2 separate regions of the Homo sapiens genome follow, and region 2 is linked to region 1. Evidence: read pairs that join two places in POLR2A ChIA-PET (ENCODE). Cell type or tissue: Caco-2. All regions are shown on one strand.

Region 1 (8,000 bases):
CAAAAATTAGCCAGGTGTGCATCTGTAGTCCCAGCTACTCAGGAGGCTGAGGTGAGTTGGGAGGATCGCTTGAGCCCAGGAGGTTGAGGCTGCAATGAGCCATGATCATGCCACTGCACTCCAGCCTGGGAGATAGAGCAAAACTCTCAAAAAAAAAAAAAAAAAAAAAAAGCTTTTTTTTTTTTTTTTTTTTTTTTGCTGGTGGTGGTTGTTTGTGTTTGTTTTTAAACCAAGTCACCACTACCCACTTCCTGAGACAAATCATGGAGTAGAGTCTACTCATATCAGATTTCTAAGAAATACAGTTGAGAAAGTGAGATAATAACCACTAAGAAGGACGTAAAGCATTCTTTTGATCCTTCTGTGTAATTTGGGGTGTTTCTATACAACTACATTATCTACTAAAGGTAAAAAAAAAAAGGGAGAGGAACATTTTTCTAAACCCTAAAACAAAAACAACTTTACCTGATTATTCAAGTAGACTGTAATATTTTCTCGGGGGTAATTGCCAATTTCCTTCTTTTTGACAGCATGATGATGACCCTAAAATTTTCTAGAGTGGGGAGAATAAAATGGGATTTTCCCCCCAAAATCCAACATTTCAGACTCTTTCACACAAACTGCCATCCTGGCTGCGAGCCCATAGAGAATTTCCAAGTACTGTAAGGCCCTGGGCTTGATAAAGAAAAATTTACAGATGCTTTGTGGCCAAAGGCTGCCTCCAGCAGCAAGTCTGTTTCCAAATAAAGCAAGCTGCAAACCCACTCTCCCACTGCCTTGGGCAAGAGAGCAGACGGCAGCCCCCAGGTGGTACAGCAGGAAGGCTGTGAGGGTGGATTCCACACGAGGAGCAAATGGTAACAAGTGGGTGAGACCCTCACCCATGTCACTATCACAGCCACTCTAGACAGAGGACTCACGTATTATCCTCATTGAACAAACGAGGAAACCATGGCTCCCTACGCGGCCCAGCTGCGAGTGGACTCAAACCCAGGTCTGCCCGACCCACAGCCTGCTCTTGACCTCTGATCATCTGGTTAAGAATTAATCAGATAAATAAGGCAGCAACATAGGGAAAAGCCCAGGAAGTGAAGGCGAAGTTATGTGATTTGAAGCTAGAGATGAAAAACAGGAAGATCGGGGGGGATTAAGGCAACAGGACGCTGGTGTGCACATGAGTCCCCTGGAGAGGCGGGAAACACGCAGGTCCCGTCTAGCCAATGGAATGGGGTGAGCCTCTGCCTCTCTCAGGCTCCCACGTGAGTCCACTCCATGGTCCTCAGACCACACTAGCAAGAGCCTGGGGGAGGGAGGGAAAGGTTTCTGGAAGAGTTGGGTCTTAAATTATTTGGGGACAAGGAATAGAGAAGCTGACAGCCCAAGCCATGGGTTTTAGCATTTTCTCTGGAGGCACAAATCCCTTTAAGAATCACATAAAAAATATAGACCCTTGCCTCAGAGGAAGGCATGCGCAGGTGATACTGTGAACAGTTTCAAGGGCTCTCAACTCCCAGAAGCACATCCACATGGGATTAGGAGGCCCTAAGTGTTAATATGACAGAGAAGCACAAAAATGGGCCCCTCTTAGAACAGGCAGAAATATACAGTTCCAAAATATATAAGAGCTCCTACAATTCAATAACAAGAAATCTAATAGCCCAATCTTTTTTTTTTTAATTGGAGATGGAGTCTCACTGTGTTGCCCAGTCTGGTCTTGAGCTCCTGGGCTCAAGCGATCCCCCAACTTTGGCCCCCAAAGTGCTAGGATAACCCAATCTTTAAACGGGTTAAAGACTTTAATAGACATTTCTCGGCCGGGGGCGGTGGCTCATGCCTGTAATCCTAGCACAGGATTGAGAGGCCGAGGTGGGGGAATCACCTGAGGTCAGGAGTTCAAGACCAGCCTGGCCAACATGGTGAAACCCCGTCTCTACTAAAATACAAAAATTAGCCGGGCATGATGGCAGATGCCTGTAATCCCAGCTACTCAGGAGGCTGAGACAGGAGAATCGCTTGAACCTGGGAGACAGTGGTTGCAGTGAGCCAAGATCACACCAGTGGACTCCAGCCTGGGTGTCTGAGCAAGACTCCATCTCAAAAAAAAAAAAAAAAAAAAAAAAAAAAGACATTTCTCCAAAGACACACAAATGGCCAACATGTATTTGAAAAGATGCTCAGTGTCACTAACCATCAGGGAAATGCAAATCAAAATCATGATGAGGTATCATCTCATACCTATTAGGATGGCTATTATCACAAAAAAACGAGTGTTGATGAGGATGTGGAGAGATTGGAACTCTTGTATACTGTTGGTGGGAATGCAAAGTGGTGCAACCACTGTGGAAAACACTTCGGAGATTGCTCAAAACATTTAAAATAGAGCCGCCATATGATTCAGCAATTCCACTTCTGGGTATTTATCAAAAATCATTGAAATCAAGTTCTTGCCAGGTGTGGTGGCTCACGCCTGTAATCCCAGCACTTTGGGAGGCCAAGGCAGGTGAAATACTTGAGGCCAGGAGTTCAAGAACAGCCTGGCCAACATGGCAAAACCCCATCTCTACTAAAAATACAAAAAATTAGATGGGCATGGTGGCGGGCGCCTGTAATCCCAGCTACTCGGGAGGCTAAGGCAGGAGAATCACTTGACCCCAGGAGGTGGAGGTTGCAGTCCATTGCACTCCAGCCTAGGCGACAGAGTGAGACTCCATCTCAAAAAAAAAAAAAAATAGAGATGATCAAGGTCTTGAAGAGATATTGGCACTTCCTTTTTTATTGCAGCATTATTCACAATAGCCAAGATGTGGAAATGACCTAAGTGTCCATCGATGGATTCGTGGATAAAGAAAATGTAATATAAATACACAATGGAATACTATTCAGCCTTAAAAAAAAGAGTAAAATCCTGTCATTTGTGACAACACGGATGAACCTACAGCACATTGTGCTAAATGAAATAAGCCAGGCACGGATTGACAAATACTGCAGGATTCCAGTTATATAGGTATCTAAGTCAACTTTGCAGAATTAGAGAGCCAAATGGTGGTTGTCAGGGGCTGGAGTGAGGGGGTAATGAGTTGCTGGTCAATGTGCGTAAAGTCTCAATTATGCAAGATAAATAAGTTCCAGAAATCTTCTGTGCAACACTGTCCCTATGGTTAACAATACTGTATTGTATACTTAAAAGTTTAAGAGGGGCCGGGTGCGATGGCTCACTCCTGTAATCCCAGCACTTTGGGAGGCCGAGGAGGGCAAGATTCACTTGAGGCCAGGAGTTCAAGACCAGCCTGGCCAACATGGCGAAACCCAGTCTTTACTAAAAATACAAAAATTAGCCGATGTGGTGGCACATGCCTGTAATCCCAGCTACTTGGGAGATTGAGGCACGGGAATCGCTTGAACCCAGGAAGCGGAGGTTGCAGCGAGCTGAGATTGTGCCACTGCATTCCAGCCTGGGCAACAGAGCAAGACTCTTGCCTCCAAAAAAAAAAAAAAAAAAAAAGTTTAAAGATGAAAACAGGGGCCAGGTGCAGTGGCTCATGTCTGTAATCCTAGCACTTTTGGGAGGTCTCAGGAGTTTGAGACCAGCCTGGGCAACATAGCAAAACCCCATCTCTACTAAAAAAATACAAAGATTAGCCAGCCGTAGTGGTGGGCGCCTGTAATCCCAGCTAATCAGGAGGCCGAGGCCTGAGAATCGCTTGAATCCAGGAGGTGGAGGTTGCAGTGAGCCGAGATTGCGCCATTGCACTCCAGTCTGGATGACAGAGTGAGACTTTGTCTCAAAAAAAAAAAAAAAAAAAAAAAGAATGAAAACAGGAGATAGAAACATGAGTGATCAACTAGTCCAGTTCTCTCTCACAAATGCACCTTAGAAGATGCCAGAAACCCGCTCATGGCACCCAGAGGGTGGTGGTGCTGGGCCTTCAGTCCAGTTTGTCTGAGGCCCAAGCCCCAACCTCATCACTCTCCTCAATCAAGAGGCCTGAAGATAGAGATGAAAAGCCATCCACAAACCCCAATCTTCACCACACACAATAGGTTGCATCTCTTCATCCTTTTGTCTTGGAAAGAAGTTTACAATTCGGAAAGTGTTGGACACCCTGGTATGAACCCCCATTCCAGCCAGGAGGGGAGGGCACAGCACCTGCATGGTTAGGGACAAGTTCAAGGCATCAGAGCTCCTCCAGCCTCTTGCCAGATGCCCTCACATCCTCGCCTTCTCAGAGGGTAACTCAGGACTCTCCCAGCAGCCTTGACAACTCCTACTACTGCCACCACTCCGAGGCTACTGGGTTCGAGTCCATCCCTACCCCGCATGGCCAGAACCCTGGCCTTTCTCTATGCTGCCGGCCTGACGCCAGTTGGCAGCAGGAAGAACAAGCCAAGCAGATCCACTGCAGACCACCGAGTTCATTTCATGAAAACTCAGCACACAAGAAGTCAAGTCCAACTGCAGTTACAGATCCTCTGTTTTTAAAAAGGGTTCTTCCTAGGACTCCACTAAAAAGACCTGCTTTCCCAGATCTAAAGTATGGCCTGGCATGCAGGCCAAGTGCTCAGGATACAGGGAGGGCACGTTTGTTGAGCGGGCAACTGCCTGCCGAGGTCCTTGGCCACATAAGCACACCTGTCCACCGAGCGGTGCAGAAGCTGCCTGTGTCGCCTCCTCCTGAACCACCTCCTTGCTATGTTCCCGACACCTGACCGGCCCTGAGCCTGATGGCTCACGATAAAATACTGATAGGATTAATAGTCAGCCTTGTTGATCAGCTCCCAGAATGGGGAGGGTGCCTGGCTAGCTTTGATCTCTAAGTCCATTGGCCCCACGTGGACATTCCAGGTCTATGAAACCATCTGCTGAACGGCTTTCATGTCGGAGACACCTGTTGAAACTCCTGGGAGGGCCTCCTCTCATCCCCTGGTCCCCTGCACCTACCTGGCCGGACTGGAGACAATCTGCCCAGGAGGAAGAGGCTGAATGGAGGTGTTACAGGGAAGAGGACCCCCAAAGGAGATGTCATCTACAGCCTGCTCCAAGGCAAGAAAAGCCTCAGCCAGTAGCCAGGTGATTTGAATAAATGGCTTTACAAAACCTCCAGGTGGGTCCAGATCAGGTCAGGGCTCAAGGTCAGAGACGGGCTTGGGCAAGGTAGGAAATCAAGCACAGATGTCTACACACAAAAGGGCCCCTCGGCCCTGTTCCCACCCTGGGGATTCAAAGACGAGGCCAGTGTTTTGAAAAATATAAAATTTTAATAAAGGCTACATCTCTTAATTACAATAATTATTGTACCAAGTAATTTTCCTTAAATGAACTCTTTATAATGCATAATTTACAGTATAAGTAGAACAAAATGTCATGACAAAAGTCATTGAGTACAAGACTTGTAATAAAAAGGCATAAAATATATTTATACATAAACCCCTTTCAAAAAACAAGGGAAAGCTTGAGCCCTCAATATAGGGCGACACACGGAGCGGGTGACCGTGCAGGTACAGGTACTGTACTGATTTAAAGTCAAGCACTAGAGATAGTGGATTAATACTCTTTTGCCGTACACTATATACAGATGTATAGTACAAGTAACAATGGCAAACAGAATGTACAGATTAACTTAACACAAAAACCCGAACATCAAAATGAAGGTGTGTGGAGGAAAGGTGCTGCTGGGTCTCCCTACAACTGTTCATTTCTTTGTGGGGCAGGGGGTAGTTCCTGAATGGCTGTGGTCCAATGACTAATGTAAAACAAAAACAGAAACAAAAAAAACAAGGAACTGTCATTTCCACGAAAGCACAGCGGCAGTGATTCTAGCAGGCCTCAGGGCCCTGGGCCTGGGGAGGCTACATGAGGGGGAGCCTCAGTCACAGGATCAACCTGGGGCCCGAAGGAGCAGGGTTCCCTGCCTCTCCCTCTGCAACAGATCATCCCATCCAACACAACCCCCAAAATGTTGATGATGACGCAACATGGTCAACCCTCAAGACCTTTAAGACAAAACAGAGCAGCATAGGAAAAAAAAAAACAAAACGCACCAATTTCTGCATGTGTCAATGGTAGGGCACCATTTTAAAAAGTCTGTCTAAAACAGTCTGTCTTCACTTGGAGGGACGTAGTGCAAAGCATAATTCCTCTGTTAGTGAAGAAACCATGAACGCACTCCTAGCTCAACTCCTAAGTTTAGTCAGAACAATTAAAACTTCCTGTCTCCCCCTTCCAAGTTTAAAGCAGCATATCCATAAACTGGGGATGGGGGAAATCAACTGTTCTATAAATATCAGTAAGGATTCCTGTTCAGGTAAGCTATACACAGTTTCTCTTAGTTTATGGATTTCAGATCCCTAGGAAGTCATATATTATGTATGGCAGTCTCTCAAATACAGGCAGCATCTTCAATAGCCAAGAGTGGTCATGTTTTTAATAAATAGTTCAGGCTTTTCTTATCTCAGTCAGTACCCAGCTCATGAATCATGAAAATCAACCTCCCCCCGCCCTCCCGAAGGCCCACTGGCCGATTCTTCCTTAGACTTTGTCTTCTTCATTGGTTTAATTTTCCTTCAAAATGTTTTGTCGCAGTTGCTCACAGCCAAGACAGTTCACAAGAGCTTCGGGCTCCAACAGTTCACCAAAGCCAGACCCCAGGGCTCAATCGATCCGCTCCACTTTGCCCAGAATCCGGCCTTCATACATCGGGAGCACCGTCTCATCCTCCCAGATCTCCTCAAACACCGCTCCACAGGCAAACTCATCGCTTGCTTTTTTGAAGTAATACCTTAAAAGGAAAACCAAAAAAGCTTCTTGGTAAACTGCATTTTCCACATTGTTGAAAAGAAAAGCATACCAACATGGAGGACTGAGGTATCCTAGGAATTTGCTATGGCAGGTGTGCCTGTACACTGTTGCGCACATCTGCTTTAAGACGGCAGCTGGGACTGGCCACACCACAAGAAGCAGGTGGGCCGAGATGATGAAGGCCAGGCACCCACTGAGCAGCAGCCTGGGCTGGGCCTGCCACCTGCAATCTTCAACCCAGCACCTCTGCTGTCTCCTGACACGTATACACTGTGAAAAGCAGAGCTGCTTTCCCCCCGCCAACCTTTTTCAGCAGTGGGGTGGGGGAGGGAAGGGAAGGACAAATGCCTGCAGTTCCTTTGCAGCAGGAGCCAAGCAGGTCCTTCAAAGAGACTCCAGACTATCTCCAGGTTCAGCCATCCTGAACCCATCACACCTGGAGAGCCGGAACCTGCCGAAGTCTGTAAAAGGCTGACTTCCAGATGGTTTAGCAGTCCAAAGGCCTCTCGGCCTTCCCATCCTCCAGGTCCCAAGTGCAACACTCCTGGATGGCCCTGGCACAGCCACACAGGAGGCAAGCCAGCCCAGCGCAGCTTCCCAGGGCCGAACAGACGGCACTGGCCCCATGATGCCCTCCCCTCTTCTCCCCATTTCCAGGCCTCTTCTCCCATCCCATCCCTCCAGGGTCAAACACCAAAGGCCCTTCTATTATGCCCGTTGATTAAAGGCTCCTTTCATCCCTCCCCAGCGTTCTTTCTTCTGAGGCTGTTTAATTGTACAGATGCAAATGCCTGGCCTCTCAGGAGTGCCACATTCGGAAACAACTGCTGTCCTCTTGGGCCAGGCCCACCCCTAAACCCCTTCCGAGGAAATTAAGCAAGGGCCTCTTCCTTCCCTGTCCCCAGCCAAGGGAGACCCCTCAGAGGGATTAAACTTGCCCCTGCAAGCTGTCATTTCCAGCCCATAAAGGCCACTCACAGAGGGAAGGTCACAGTCCCCTGGGGGGATGGGAGAACCTTTCAAGCATTTAATTGTGTCTCAGGGTTATGGTTGGGCTTTGTCTTTTCCCTTTAAAAAAAAAAAAATTAACTCCCCTTGGTTAGAGCTCAATTTTTTCCCTCTTTAATAAAGGCAAGCCAAATACTTTCGTAGGAGATAAGGCTAAATACAGTGAACAGCTGGGTTTAGTCAAGGTTCTTTGTTT
Region 2 (8,000 bases), 250 kb before region 1:
CGCACCTGGCCTATAGCAGCATTATTCTTTTTGTTTTTTTTTTTTTTTGAGATGGAGTCTCACTCTGTCGCCGAGGCTGGAGTGCAGTGGCGCAATCTCGGCTCACGGTAAGCTCCGCCTCCCGGATGCACGCCATTCTCCTGCCTCAGCCTCCCGAGTAGCTGGGACTGCAGGCGCCTGCCACCCCGCCCGGCTAATTTTTTTGTATTTTTAGTAGAGATGGGGTTTCACCATGTTAGCCAGGATGGTCTCAATCTCCTGACCTCATGATCCGCCCGCCTCGGCCTCCCAAAGTGCTGGGATTACCGGCATGAGCCACCGCACCCGGCCTATAGCAGCATTATTCTTAATGCCCCAAAGCTAGAAACAACCAAAACATTCATCAAACATTATTCATTTTTATGAATAAACAAAATGTAGTATATCGTACATTATGCTAAGTGAAAGAAGCCAGACATATTCAGGCCACATATTGTATGATTCCATTTATAGAAAATATCCAGAATAGGCAAATCCGTGGGGACAGAAAGTAGACTGGTGGTTTCCAAGGACTGGGGATTGGGGATGGGGTTGAGAGTGACTGCTAATGGGTATGGGATTTCTTTTAGGGATGACACAAATATTCTGAAATTATATAGTGGTGATGGTTGCACAACTTTGTGAGTATACTAAAAACCACTGAGTCACACACTTTTAACGGGTGAATTCGATGGTATGTAAATTATGTCAATTTTTAGGAAAGACCATGGAAATTAATTTGGGGGATAGTTTAAGCATGCTAACGGGGACTAATGAGAGCTTAGGAGGCATCGAGGCTCATTTCTCTTGGTTCACTCTAGGATTTTTCTTAATCATCAAATGTAGGTGGTACAGGCAAGAGGTTACTTGTCCATCACATCATTGGCCCAAACTGGTGTCATTTCTTTCCTTGCTACAAAACTTTCAAGCAGTCAATGGATATCTTATATTCTCCTATACGTGTAGGTGGCTTAGTACAGAAGAAAGGATATGAGCTTCAGAGGCCAGCAGTGTTGTGTTGAATTTTGGTTCTGTCCTTTGCTCATTGGGAGACCTCAGGCAAGTTACCCAGCCCCCTGGACCTCAATTTCCTCATTTATAACATTGGTTGGTGGGAAGACTCAATGTCAAGTTTCAGGCACATGGTGCACACCCAGTCCATGTTAGTGCCTTGCTTTTTCCTTTTCCTTATCTTCCCAGGGTGGTGAGAGCTCGGTGTTTATACACAAGACAGCATAGGTAGAGGAAGTCTGGTTAAAGGGGCAAATTGCATCCCCTTCACTCCTTCACTCCTTCACTCAAGTTAAATAACAGGAGGGGAAACTGATCACAGCCAAATCTCTCAGGTGTAGATTTTGTCTGAGGGCAACTTCCATGAGCCGTACAAGAATGCAGCTGAGCAGTAAGAATCAGAGCTGGTTGAATTTTCTAAGCCAGGTAACTACAATGAGTTTCCAGGTACCCAAGCTTCTGCTGCTTCCTCACCTCCCCTAGAATAATTTGGATAGCTTGCCAGACTTGTAGGTATCTGAACCATTGCAAGGTGTCACCTGACTTCCCTTAGTGACCTCCCTGGCACCCCATCCTTATCATCAGAGAGAGCCCTCAGCAGGGGCAGAAACTGAGTCAGACGCTTCTTCCAGAAGCCAGTCCTTCTCTCATCGCCCTCCCCCCAACCTCCTCTAACCCACAAGCTGGCTTTCATTTCCCCTCTCTCTCAAGCTGCGAAGAGTATCTCTTCCTAACACTTGTCAAAAATTAAAGCGAGACCTGCTTTCAAATGTTCTGTCTGTACTCGCCGGCCAGGAAGGCGAGTCTGTCTCCAAAGAATTTGCATTTACAATTCCAAATATGCACTCGTGCTAAGACGAAAGAATGTCTGTTCGCTTTCAAGCTGGGTTTGGCATGACCTCTAGGTTTTAATATTTTCAACAAAGTGTCATTTGACAATTCAACCACATTTAGAAAGAAGAGAAAAGTGAATGTCCTCTCATACACGTGCCGACTGGATTGAGAGTCAGATGAGAAGACTTAGCCCAGAGCCATCGACTTTATTTTATCTTTTGCTTTCACCCGTTATTTAATTTTTTAAAATCTCCACAGAAACACAATCATTTTCATTTCTAGGTCTTAACTTCTGTTTTGGTTACGAGGGTCAACATGAGGCTTCCTAAGAAGACCAGGGAATCTGCATTTCCTGATGCAAAAGCATTAAGCCAAGTGGTTTTCCCTGTCTGTCTCCATGTCTTGCATCCAACCCAGCCTCCCTACCTTCCCCATCCTAGCTCCAACAGGAAGGGGATCTAATCACAGCCAAATCTCCCAGGTGTAGATTTTGTCAGAGGGCAATACCCCATAAATGCTACAAGACTTCCGGGGACTCTGTTCTTTGCCCCCAAGCAATGGTGAATAGTGGCTTCCAAAGGCCCCCTTGGAGTCTCAGGTCATCCCGCAGGCAGGGAGCCCAGTTGTGATGGGTGCAGTCCCTTGAGAGGCCAGGAGGAGGGTGTCTTGTCCTTCAGAAGTCCTGTTATGGGCCGCGGTCCCCCTAGCACGGAAGGCTCTGTCCTGATGAATGTGTGGAATTGGCTCCACGACTCAGCCTGCAGATCTGCTTGTCACAATAATCAATGACGCCTCAGGCTGTGCCACCCAGCTCCGTTTTACTTAGAAGTCGGTGGAACAGTGGGATTCCTCATGATGGCTTCATTCAGCACTCCAGCAGGCCTGTGGGCACAGGACGGGGGTAGGTTTACACAGATGCTAGCCTCTCTGGCACCCTAGCAGGTGTCTGCTAACCTCCCTCAGACCACCCTCACAGTAAAGAGCCCCTCTCGGGTTTGAGATATGAGAGACCAGTCTCTGGAGTGGCCTTGGGGGAAGGGATCTGCTTCCTGCCTATTGTCCACGGTTTGGCTGGTGGGTGAGGACTTGTGTCCACGTGGGAGGATGATAACACAGGGTCCAGCTTTGGCAGAGCACGTGGGTGCTTCATGCAACACTGCATTGATTAGTCCTGGCCGCCCCAAGTGGTATTATATGCCCATTTAGCCACGAGGAAACAGGCTCCGATCAATGGCGTGCCCTGCCAGAGGTCACAAAACCAGTAGGTCACAGACCCGGGTCCTGATCAGCAGCCTTTTGCCCATGCTTGGACTGCTGCACCACCTGTAAAAACAGATCGGCCCCTTGGAGGCTGAAGAAATAGCCAGCCACCATCAGATTCTTTAAACTTATAGAAGCCTTTTCACAGCCAGGCGCAGTGGCTCACGCCTGTAATCCCAGCACTTTGGGAGGCCGAGGCAGGTGGATCATGAGGTCAGGAGATCGAGACCATCCTGGCTAACACGGTGAAACCTCGTCTCTACTAAAAATACAAAACATTAGCCGGGCGTCGTGGCGGGCGCCTGTAGTCCCAGCTACTCAGGAGGCTGAGGCAGGAGAGTGGTGTGAACCGGGGAGTTGGAACTTGCAGTGAGCCAAGATCCCGCCACTGCACTCCAACCTGGGTGACAGAGTGAGACACTGTCTCAGAAAAAAAAAAAAAAGCCTTTTCACATCTACTTCTGGTATCTTTTTTGCTTCTCCCAACAGACCCCCTGCTGGTGTGATTGGTGGGGGATGCCAGACTTGGAGCTGATATCTTCCCTCAAGAGATCCTGCAACTGTGTCGGGCAACCTTACAGCCCAGGAAGGTGCAGGCAGCCACCCTCCCACCTTGATACCTCCTGGGCTTAATGGCCTTTATTTGCACTGTGAACTGATGGGACTCACCTGTACCAGAGAGGAATGCAATTGAGTGACATCCTCCAAGCACCTGGAAAGGCCACCACTTAGTGCCATATTTGCAGTGCTTCCCAGCAACGTCCACCTGTGTGTCCTTAACAGCGGAGGCGAGGGAGGATGTCTGAAAATTCTTTGAAGTGTTATATTTTATCTAAAAAAAAAAAAAAGTTTGTGAGGCCAGGTGCAATGGCTCATGCCTGTAATCCCAGCACTTCGGGAGGCTGGGGTGGGTGGATCGCTTGAGGCCAGGAGTTCAAGACCAGCCTGGCCAAAATGGCGAAACCCTGCCTCAGGTAGAAATACAGAAATTAGCCCGGCGCTGTGGCGGGCGCTTGTAATCCCAGCTACTCAGGAGGCTGAGGCAGATGCGTCACTTGAGCCTGGAAGGTGGAGGTTGCAGTGAGCCAAAATCGCACCACTGTACTCCAGCCTGGGCAACAGAGCGAAACTCTGTCTCAAAAAAAAAAAAAAAAAAAAAAGTTTGTGGAAAATTACATTCTACTTCATCACATATCTGTTTCTTTCTACTTCTTTTTTCTAAAAAATTATAGTAAAATATGCATACCATAAAATTTGCAATCTTAACCATTTTTAAGTGTACAGTTCAGTGGCGTTAAGTACATTCGCGTTGTTGTGCAACCATGCTGCCATCCATCCGTATGGCCTATAAATCCTAAAAGATCTGGCTGTGATCAGACCCCCTTCCTGGTGGAGCTGGGATGGGGTATGGTAGGGATGCAAGGTTGAAGGGGAGAGATGAAGAGAGACCGGATTCTTTTTCACATTACAAACTGAAACTTTATACCCATTAAACATTCATTTCCTGCCAGGCACGGTGGCTCAAGCCCATGATTCCAGCACTTTGGGAGGCTGAGGTGGGCGAATCGCTTGAGGCCAGGAGTTCGAGACCAGCTTGGCCAGCATGGTGAAACCTTGTCTCTACTAAAAATACAAAAAGTAGCTGGGTGTGGTGCCACATGCCTGTAATCCCAGCTACTCGGGAGGCTGAGGCAGGAGAATCGCTTGAACCCAGGAGGTGGAGGTTCCCGTGAGTTGAGATTGCACCACTGCACTTAAGCCTGGGTGACACAGAGAGACTTCGTCTCAAAAATAATAAAACTAAAATAAAATAAAATAAAAATGAAAAAGATTCATCCCCACTCCCTGCTCCTCAACCCCTTGCAACACAATTTTTTCTGTCTCTATGAATTTGACTGCTCTAAATACCTCATATGAGTGGAATCATACAGTATTTGTCTTTTTGGTGATATTTCACTCAGTGTAATGTTCTCAAGGTTCATCTAAGTTGTAGGAATTTCCTTCTTTTTTAAGTCGGAATTTCTTTCTTTTTTAAGACTAATATCCCATTGTACATTTGTACCACATTTTGTTTCTGTATCTGTGTCTTTTAAATAAAATGTCTTACATTACTCACCAGTTAAATGAGGTATTCACATTATAATAAGGCCTGACATGTAAGGCCAGGCCCTAGCAAACTTTTTCTTAAAGGAGCAGATAATAAATATTTCAGGCTTTACAGGCCGTAAGGCCTCCATTGCAATCACACAACTGTGAAATTCTTCTGTTGCAGCACTAAAGCCACGACAGACCACATGTAAATGAATGGATGGAGCTGTATTCCAATAAAACTTTGTTTACAAAAACAGGCAGTGTGACAGATTTGGCCTGTGGTGAGTGGTTTTCAGACCCCTGGTCTAGGAAGTCAATCTGGTGTATCATTAAGAACGTAGGCTTTGGTGTCAATGGAATGAGTTTTTCAATTCACACAAAAAAACCTTTTTCTTCTTCAGGGTTCACATATGTCCCAGGGTACCCAACTGGATTACTCTGCCCAGAACTGCCCTCACCCCTGATCTTCAGGTCCTGCGACTGAATCTGACACACTCTGGTCAAACTCCTCCCCAAATGATTGATTTTTTTTTTCTTGGATGACTCACAGGTCCTCCCCAACATGACCACCCAAAGTTGAACACATATGCCTGCGAGTGACTGAGTGATGATTGTGTACAAGAAGGTTGATATGGTTTGGCTATGTCCCCACTCAAAATCTCATCTTGAATTTCAATTCCTGTAATCCCCACGTATCAGGGGAGAGACCAGGTGGAGGTAATTGAATCCTGGGGACGATTTCCCCCATACTGTTCTCATGATAGTGAATTCTCAAGAGATCGGATGGTTTTGTGTTTGGAGTTCCTCCTGTATTCATTCTCCTTCCTGCCACCTTGTGAAGAAGGTGCCTTCCTTCCCCTTTGCCTTCCGCCATGATTGTAAGTTTCCTGAGACTTCCCTAGCCATGCTGAACTGTGCATCAACTAAACCTCTTTTCTTTATAAATTACCCAATCTCAAGTATTTCCTTATAGCAATGTGAGAATGGACTAATACCAAGTTTTCCCTGCAGCACGTCTTCAGTCCTGACATAGGCCCAGATGGGTACAGACACTTGGGGAATTGAGTGTCGCTACTGCAGATGCTAAGAGTACCCAAAGGCCAGTCCTGGCCCAAATAAAAACTCTGCATCACTCTGTTACAGTAAAATCTTTGTAGTTGTTTGCAAAGTGTCTATTCCCATCATGGAAGGGATTTTTACTGGGGACAGTTGGCACTTTATCTTGGCCTCCCAGAGATTCTGACTCTAAACCGAGAATGCCAAACGATGTATCTGATGCCTCCACCAATATCTCAGGAGGAGAATACGTGAGTTTGGGAACCAGGTAGGTTGTATAACCTCCAAAACAAGGTTTCCAAGTGGAGGCTTTCTCCCCTGTCTTCTGGACAGTCTTAAGATATTTTAAAAAATTATCTAGGTATAACTGACATATAATAAGCTGCACATAAAGCATATAATTTGATGAATTTTGACATAGGTCTATAGCAATAAAACCATCACTACAACCAAGATAGTGAACAGATCCATCTCCTGCAAAGTTTCCTCATACTCCTTGGTAATCCCTCCCTATCTCTCCAACACCCTTCTCCCCAGGTAACCACTGATCCACTTTCTATTAGTTTGCATTGTTTGGAGTTTTGTGTAAATGGATTCATATAATACGTACTCTTTTTTGGTTCACTTTTTTCGCTAAACATTTTGAGATTCATCTATGTCATTGAATGATCAATAGCTTATTTCTTTTTATTGCTGAATAGTAGTCTGCTGTTTGTATATGCCACAATTTGTATAGTCATTCTTCTGTTGATAGACACTTGGTTTATTTCTGGTTAATTTGATCAAGTTGGGGTAATAGTTCAAGTTTACTGTATCTTTTCTGATTTTCTGTCTACATGATTTATCAATTATTGAAAGAGAAGTATTAAAGTCTCTGGCAACAGTTGTAATTTGTCTATTTCTCTTTGCAGTTCTGTCAGATTTTGCTTCATCTATTTTGAAGCTCTGTTATTAGGAGCACATATGTTTAGAATTGTTATGTCCTCCTGATTAGTAGATCCCTTTGTCCTTAAGAAATGTTCTTGTTTATGCCTAATTCATGGCCCACAAGGCAACATTCTTATTGCTTAAGTTTAATTTCACCAATTAAGACTGGGGACTCAAGTGAATTCAATGCATTGTAGGAGGCCAAGCCACACTCATGCCTGGCTCACCTTGATGGGCTGTGCACTACACCATATCTAGTTTCCTTCCTGTTTCCCCACTTCGGAGGGGCTTAATGGAAGCCAGATCCCAGATGGGGAAGGATTCGGGTTAGAGGTACAGGACATGGAATATCTTGGCTTATTACTGGGCATGCACCTCAACGTGGTGACATATGAAGACCCAGAAGTGGCAGAAAGGTCAAAGTGACTTTGTCTAGACTCTACATTTATTTTTAAGACAATTTTGGAACCAGAGACCAGACTGTTCAGTGTGTTCTGAGGTGGTGTTAAAAGAATCTACTGTACAGGGGCGACATCCTAGGTTTACAGTTTCCTGACTAATTCCATCATAAACTTAATTGCCTTTTCTTTGGCTTTGAAGCCCGAAGACTCCCTTGGCACAGGGTTTCCTCCCCGTATACCCAGACTCCTGGCAGGAAGTAATGACTGAATATCCAAGTGCCAGGACTCCTTGACTCACTCTCCAAACGGTGACTTCTGCCTGGCCCAAGACCTGGACTCTCCCTCTTCAGGAGATGATGTCAGAGAGAAGCCGCTTTGCCAGCAACCCACTGGAGGCTTTAG

What was found. Peaks named below come from ENCODE experiments on the same cell type or tissue, not always from the same donor. Only the 100,000 strongest peaks of a DNase experiment are listed, where the experiment ranks them.
Region 2: POLR2A ChIA-PET joins it to region 1 with 12 read pairs; 4 of 35 experiments call an interaction of 5 or more read pairs at or near these places.

Annotation. Positions count from the first base shown.
Region 1 is chr17:65,523,327-65,531,326 of GRCh38, forward strand. AXIN2 (axin 2) reads right to left here. Exons shown (of 11, transcript NM_004655.4): 11 at 5,237-6,776. The coding sequence ends at 6,650. Among named protein-coding and RNA genes, the nearest start is that of AXIN2, 34 kb to the right of the region's middle. RefSeq lists enhancers at 488-988, 4,585-4,879, 6,702-7,216, 7,217-7,729. In Caco-2, no CTCF peak of the experiment used is centred here; DNase peaks (open chromatin) are centred at 4,815 and 7,005.
Region 2 is chr17:65,275,978-65,283,977 of GRCh38, forward strand. No RefSeq gene overlaps it. Among named protein-coding and RNA genes, the nearest start is that of RGS9, 140 kb to the left of the region's middle. In Caco-2, a CTCF peak has its summit at 2,508; DNase peaks (open chromatin) are centred at 2,564 and 3,844.